Regions from separate parts of the Homo sapiens genome. Here region 1 is linked to region 2. The links are chromatin contacts, found by Hi-C or POLR2A ChIA-PET in ENCODE. All regions are on one chromosome and are shown on one strand. Each heading gives the region's core, a stretch centred on a gene start or an enhancer-like site at or near the end of the contact. The rest is flanking DNA. Distances are from core to core; before and after follow the strand shown. Region 1 holds the start of STRAP (serine/threonine kinase receptor associated protein). Region 2 holds the start of MGST1 (microsomal glutathione S-transferase 1).

Evidence for each region. Hi-C counts contacts between places; a loop is a spot of excess contacts on that map. ChIA-PET counts read pairs that join two places held with the same protein, here RNA polymerase II (POLR2A). Pooled maps may share reads with other maps.
Region 1: a map of PC-3 shows a loop between it and region 2 (12-fold over the local background). The contact joins the promoter of STRAP here to the promoter of MGST1 in region 2. A Hi-C loop is called at or near these places in 2 of 168 maps with a recorded cell type or tissue (PC-3 and endothelial cell of umbilical vein), 1 of 37 single-sample maps with no recorded cell type and 3 of 50 pooled maps. POLR2A ChIA-PET finds 5 or more read pairs at or near these places in 1 of 52 experiments (GM12878).

The regions. Positions count from the first base shown.
Region 1 is chr12:15,881,082-15,884,408 of GRCh38, forward strand. It overlaps STRAP (serine/threonine kinase receptor associated protein), which reads left to right and starts at 1,306. Exons shown (of 10, transcript NM_007178.4): 1 at 1,306-1,738; 2 at 2,460-2,595. The coding sequence starts at 1,627. It overlaps LOC102724146 (a long non-coding RNA gene), which reads right to left and starts at 1,217. Exons shown (of 6, transcript XR_007063230.1): 1 at 699-1,217; 2 at 26-118. RefSeq lists enhancers at 724-953, 1,264-1,383.
Region 2 is chr12:16,345,463-16,349,013 of GRCh38, forward strand. MGST1 (microsomal glutathione S-transferase 1) reads left to right here and starts at 2,183. Exons shown (of 4, transcript NM_020300.5): 1 at 2,183-2,248. RefSeq lists enhancers at 1,273-2,202, 3,133-3,551.

The sequences.
Region 1 (3,327 bases), core at 56-2,555, 470 kb before region 2:
AAAACATATATAGTAAGTGCTTTACCGTAAGTGAATGAACGAGAGTACTAAGGAAAAAGAATGGAGACGTATTTCAAGTTCTCACGTTGTTTGACTCGAATCTTGTAGACGGTGTTTGCTGCAAAAAGATGAAGAAAACATTCACAGACATTTATGTTGATTACATATTTATTGCTATGTGCCCAGACGTTTTGACCTTGGGGATAAAGTAGCAAAGAAAACACAAAAATCTCTGTTGTATTGGGTTTACATTCTATCAATAAAGATACAACTTGCCCAGAGAAAAGCCCTCTCCTGGTTAGGAAACAGTATCAACAATTAACAGCTCTGGTGGTTTCACAGAGCCACAGTGGGCTGCCTGCTGCAGACAATATCAGAGTTTGTTTATATTTAAATATTATTTTAATATTTCTATTTTTGTCCATGTATTATAATGCACATCTATGTAATTTGCAAATCATCACTCATATATACATCATATCAAAAGGTGTAAAAGTTTTTGATAGAATTCAGCATTCATTCGCTTATAAAATGAGTGAAGGCTCACTTTACGGATGAGAGTATTTCATCAAAAAAATTGGGGATCTACGACTCTAGAGTTCTCCGAAGTCCACCAAGGAAAAAGTAACTTGAATTTAATCGCATTTAAAACTATATAGTATCCACTCCTAAAACATTAGCAACATAGGAAAACTTACACAGCGGAAGAAATGACTGGGGATTTTTTTTTTTTTTTTAATACATGGTCTCGCTCTGTTGCCCAGGCTGGAGTGCGGTGGCGCGAGCACCGCTTACTGCGGTGTCGACCTCTCGGGCTCGAGTTATCCTCCCACCTCAGCCTTCCAAGTAGGTGGGACCACAGGCACCACCACTCCAAGCCCGTATATGGTTTTTAAATAAGACAAATTGCAAAAAACGTTGCCAGACAGCGTTCGCTGGTTTGGGCCGTCACTGGGTATGGCTCGTGTCCGTCTAGATATTCAGAGGCCGAGCACAGTCCTCAGTAGGGCTGCTCGGCAGGTACACAGCTGACGCTGGTCCTTGGACTTATGGGAGTGGGAACAACTTTCAACTCGGCCGCGGACCAGGAAGGCGTTCTGACCCGCTAGAGCTCGGGGACAGGGACCCCATCCCGGTGCCTAGAGCGTCTCCCTTAGTCGGCGTGGGCCAGCGCCAGTTACCTCACGAGCACTGAACTAGCGCCTGCGCCCTTCTATACTTCTCGCTCTTTCTTCAAGTCACTTCTACCCGGCGAGCCCGCCCTCCCGCCAATCGTCATTTCCGGCGGGTGCTCTGCGTCATTTACGTCGTCACTTCCTGCCGATGCCGGTGTGGACGCTGTGAATCGTGGCTGGCCCGGTTCTCCGCTTCTCCCCATCCCCTACTTTCCTCCCTCCCTCCCTTTCCCTCCCTCGTCGACTGTTGCTTGCTGGTCGCAGACTCCCTGACCCCTCCCTCACCCCTCCCTAACCTCGGTGCCACCGGATTGCCCTTCTTTTCCTGTTGCCCAGCCCAGCCCTAGTGTCAGGGCGGGGGCCTGGAGCAGCCCGAGGCACTGCAGCAGAAGAGAGAAAAGACAACGACGACCCTCAGCTCGCCAGTCCGGTCGCTGGCTTCGCCGCCGCCATGGCAATGAGACAGACGCCGCTCACCTGCTCTGGCCACACGCGACCCGTGGTTGATTTGGCCTTCAGTGGCATCACGCCTTATGGGTATTTCTTAATCAGCGCTTGCAAAGGTGAGCAAGGCCGCAATCCTGGTCCTCGACGGCTGGGACTGGGCTGAAAGGGATCGGGACCCGCACGCTCCAGTGCCGAAGCGGTGGTGTGGTGAGGGGGGAGGGGGCGATATTAACATCTGAGATGAGAGCCAACACTGGTCCGGTGGAGAAAGGAGTGTGTTAGGGAATCCGCAGCTGGAGCCGAGAGGACGCTTTTGTAGAAACTATTACCTCCAACTAAGACCTCTCTCCTTATTTTATTTTTATTGCTATTTTTGAAGGAGCTGGTCAGCATTTGCCTAGACTCTCGGGACAACACGGTAAATAGCTTTCAAGGATTTGGGGAAAGGAGAAATTAGGCCAGGCCGTGCAATACCTTACAAAGACGTTCGCTCTTGTCTCACTGGATATTCCTTTGTGGTATTAGCCTCATTTTTCAAATGGGAAACTGAGATTCAGGCTAAGATGTCTGTCCAAAATAAGACTAAAATCTAGATTGTTTTGACGCAGATCAGTATTCCCAGCCAATTACAGATGCTTTTCAGAGAGAATGATCTGTTCAGCTCTTCAGTTAATTTATTACTGCACATTCCTTAGTGCCTTCAGTGGGTGGTGGTAGTTAAATAGCTGAAACAATTTTTCCACTTTGTCATTGAACATCATTGTATATTTACATTTGAATCTTAGACTTTAAGTAATCTGAACTTATAAATTACATGTTTTAAAAAATATTTTCTAGATGGTAAACCTATGCTACGCCAGGGAGATACAGGAGACTGGATTGGAACATTTTTGGGTCATAAAGGTGCTGTTTGGGGTGCAACACTGAATAAGGATGCCACCAAAGCAGCTACAGCAGCTGCAGATTTCACAGCGTAAGTGTAGCCAAGATGGCTAACTTTGGTGTTCTCTGTAGCTTGTGTCCTGAAATAATCAAAAACTTCAGTGTCAGATATTCATAAAATTCTGACTCACTGGCTGCCATACAGAACGCATGTTTGATCCCACCAAAATTCCATCGTGGTCCATCGTGGTCCTGTGTGCTTCTTTGTCTTCAGTGGTTCTCAAAATTTTCAGAGGCCTAAATGACTTATTCCGTATATTTTGATTGAGACTCAGGAATCTGCATTAACAAACGCACCAGATAATGAATGTTGATCTCCTTTACGAATGCTGCTCTGTGTGTACTCCTTAGTGATATCCTACATTGATGGCCCTAGGTTTTTATTTCAATCCCGGTTTTTGTTAACTGGCTTTAGGCATCATTAAAACTCATTGTGTCAAAAACAAACAAACAAAAAAACAACAAAAAAACAAAACTCAGCTGCTCGTCATTTCCTAAGTTTTTAAAGGTTGAAATCTAAAGCATTCTTGATTTTCCCTTATATCTAGATTATCATCATCTTTTTTGATTCTGCCAGCGGGATGTCTCCTGACTCCAATGTTCCTTCATGTAGTAACTGTGGCTGCCTTAGTTCAGGATCATTTTTAACTTTCAGTAGTTTCTTTTCCTCCTATTCATTTTCCATATTGTTGCCAGTTGTCTTCCTAAAAACATACTTGATCATGTCACTTCTCTACTAATGATCTTCCTGTCTTCCCTTTGC
Region 2 (3,551 bases), core at 933-3,432:
GCTGAATAACAACTCTCTCTCTTTCTCAATCATTTAAGAGCTTATAACAAAGATGAATATAAAGTGTCAATTATTTTACAACTTTTACCTGTTACCGCCCTAGTTCACACCCCAACTGTCATTCTTATTTCTAAATGGAAACTTTCCTTCCACAAGCTTAATGGCAACTTTTTACCTTTTTGGCCTTTGTGTTTACTAGATTGTAAAATCCTGGAGGACAGCTCTTTGACGTTATTTATCTTAGTTTTAGATTTTAGCATCAAACCAAGTACATTGCATTCATTTAATAAATGTTTATTCAATTAAACCAACTGCTAATATTCTACCCAATACAGTGTCATATATATATCCGTATGTATATATATAATATTGCCTGATACACACAAACACACACACACATATATATATGTATGTAACAGGCAATAATTGTTCGTGATTTAGTGATAGTAGGAACTCAGTATTTATTCATTGATCAATTAATAGTTTGAACACATTCTATATTTAGAGCATTAGATGAGTCAAGTGCTACTTTCTTTTTTAAAAAAATGTTAGAACCAGCTGGACGCAGTGGCTCACGCCTGTAATCCCAACACTTTGGGAGGCTGAGGCAGGTGGATCACGAGGTCAGGAGATCAAGACCATCCTGGCTAACACAGAGAAACCCCGTCTCTACTAAAAATACAAAAAATTAGCCAGGCGTGATGGCAGGTGCCTGTGATCCCAGCTACTTGGGATGCTGAGGCAGGATAACGGTGTGAACTCGGGAGGCGGAGCTTGCAGTGAGCTGAGATCGCGCCACTGCACTCCAGCCTGGGCTACACAGGCAGACTCCGTCTCAAAAAAAAAAAAAAAAAAATGTTAGAACCATTCAACTAGCATTCTGTAGACCAAATTATCTAAACAGTAGCTCTCCTCTTCCTTTTTCTGCCATGTTATCCATAAGATTTGGCCTGTATCACCTTATAATAAATGAAGAGAGTCTTAAATTCTTATAATACCAAACTCCTTTGGAGAGAATTCAGAATAGATTTATGTCATCTCAAATTCTATCCTATTCCAGTTAATGTTACAGACAGATTCTAGTATACTTTACAAAGATAGGTGAATAAGTAGAGTTTTGAAAAGATACAGACATAAAAGTGAAGAACAGATGCCTTCTGATGCTAGATTTTCCAAAACTCCTACTGTTATGCTTATATAGAAATCATTCTCAGACCTTCCTTGGATTAATTTCTGTTCCTAGAGCAAACTGGTAGTTATTTCTTTCTTTAATAGAACATGAACTTGTCCATCACATCCTAGAAAGTTAGTCCTAGGGATATCCTTTAAAGCCTAAAGGAGTAAATTAAGAGCAAAAAAAGGAAGTAGACCTTGCAACAGGTGGTGAGTGTCTGAGATATAGCACTAGGAGAGAAATAATATAGATTGAAAACAGAAATCCTTAAACATTTCTCATATAAACCCATGAAAGATAGATCCATAAATATTGTGGGGACTATGGGGACTAGGAAGCTTGGAAGTATCCCTAATCTAGATAGTGATGGTAGGCTAAATATCTACGGCTTCCGTAAACGTTCCTCTAAACCTCCCTGTAAAAAACACACTAAGCTGATTGTGTAATGAGCTGATCCAGTACAATTGCCTCCAATTTCATTCTGGACCCTGAACAGGAGGGGACATCGTGACAAAGCAAATTGTCTGGTATCATGAATTTGGAACACCGTAAGTGATCTTTACTGAGGGTTACATTCTGTCATTGTCAGCCTTTTAAGGAGGCCTTGCCACCAGCGCAGGGGAGGTGAAGTCTAAGGGAAGGTAATATTGTCAATGCCTGCTAATTAGTTCTACCCTGGAGATTTTAACTTTCTGCGAAGTTTTTAAAAACAACTTCCAAAACTCTGCTGATCCTGAAATGTTCGAGAATTCAGAGTTCCTAGACAATGGCTACTGTCCCCCTTCCCACTGATTAGGGGAGTTGGCATTTCAGGAACCAGAGTTTCTAAGGGCGCCAAATAGAAGGGCTCAAAGGGAATCAGCAGGCGATGGTTACTGTGGGCGGGTAAATCAGGTGATTTAGAGGAGGGGTTTGGCGAGGTTGGGGTCGGGCTTTAAACGTGGGAGGGCTAATTAACAGGAGATTAACTGGAGAGGGGCGGTGCCTGCGTCCGGCCCGCGCGGCCACAGTCCCTGCATTGCGCGCGACCCGGCGGCGGGACAGGCTTGCTGCTTCCTCCTCCTCGGCCTCACCGTGCGTACTGGGAGGGGAGAAGGGGACCGCATGCAAAGGGTGGCAGGCAGGGAGGGCCAGGGTGGGTGGCAGATGGAAGACTTGGGGGGGTCTCTGCCAGCTGGAAGTGCTTGGCTCCACTTAGCAGCTAAACTTAGCTTTTCAATCGATCGCTTTTGAAAGGGAATTGTATTTCTGTCCCCGTGCGGGTAAGTTTTCCCATTTCTCAAACTCCAGGAATGAAACGAGAGAGTCTTTTCATGCTTGAGTGATGATTTCCAAACTTAGCCTTTTCAAGTCAAAGTAACCTCCTGTTTGAAAGGGTCCCTTGAACTCTGGGGAAGGAGGAAAAGGCACGTGTAGTAATGGAGGAAATGCCTGTAGTTTGAACGACTGCTGTTCTCCCCAAGAGTGCAAAAGCCTGCGATGTCTCAGGTTTCATGGGCATAGTGGCCTTTATGCCTATTGTAAGGCAGGATTTGCTCTTCTGAGTTCACTTTGATAGGAGAAACATCAGCAAGTTTTAAAATAATACTAAATAATACTACTGCTAATAATGCTAGCTATCGAAACAAGAGGATGTGGGTTAGATGATAATATTTTTGTGTGATATTATAGCCAGTGACAAGAGAGCTAAGGGTGAGCCCCTTGGGACGGTTCTCACCTGTGCCCCACTTCCCCAGTCTGGAGGAGGAAGCCATGTGGAAGGAGAAAAGGAGAAGGGAACTCTCTTTTTCGGGAATTAAGGTGTCATATATTGCTCTAGCTGGCTTGGGACAGAGGAGAGAGGAGTGCATGTAAATCTTCTAGTCTCTCTGCTTCTCTTGAAATGTGGCAGTCTGAGCTCCACGTTTATATTCCCCTATTTCTTCTCCCTAATTTCTTACCCAGTGAGTGCTGAGTGGGTGCCCGCAAGCATTGCTGTATAGCACCCAGGCCTCCAGTGAGCAATCCTTAAAGCCCAGTTTTCCTGGGGTCCCAGCCTGCTGTGAGTCCCAGCCTACACCTACCTTTTGCATATGCTTTTCTTGGCCTTAGGATAGTACTGGACTTTGTTGTCCTCTGCTGTTTCCAAAATAAGAGGGCTATGTGTGCGATTATCTTTGGTAATTAAAAAAAAAAAAAAAAAAAAGGCAAATCAGTCCAAATTTGGATATTACCCTCTCTGGCAGACGAGTAAAATTTTTCTACCGCTTTGTTTTAGAGTGGTGTCTATGAATCCCTGAGATTGGAAAAGGAGGTCAGGTCAGCACAGAGAAAGGCCTTACCCCACCACTCTCCCGAGAGGCACCAGCATTTCACCTGCAGCCTCTGGGCTCTGAAC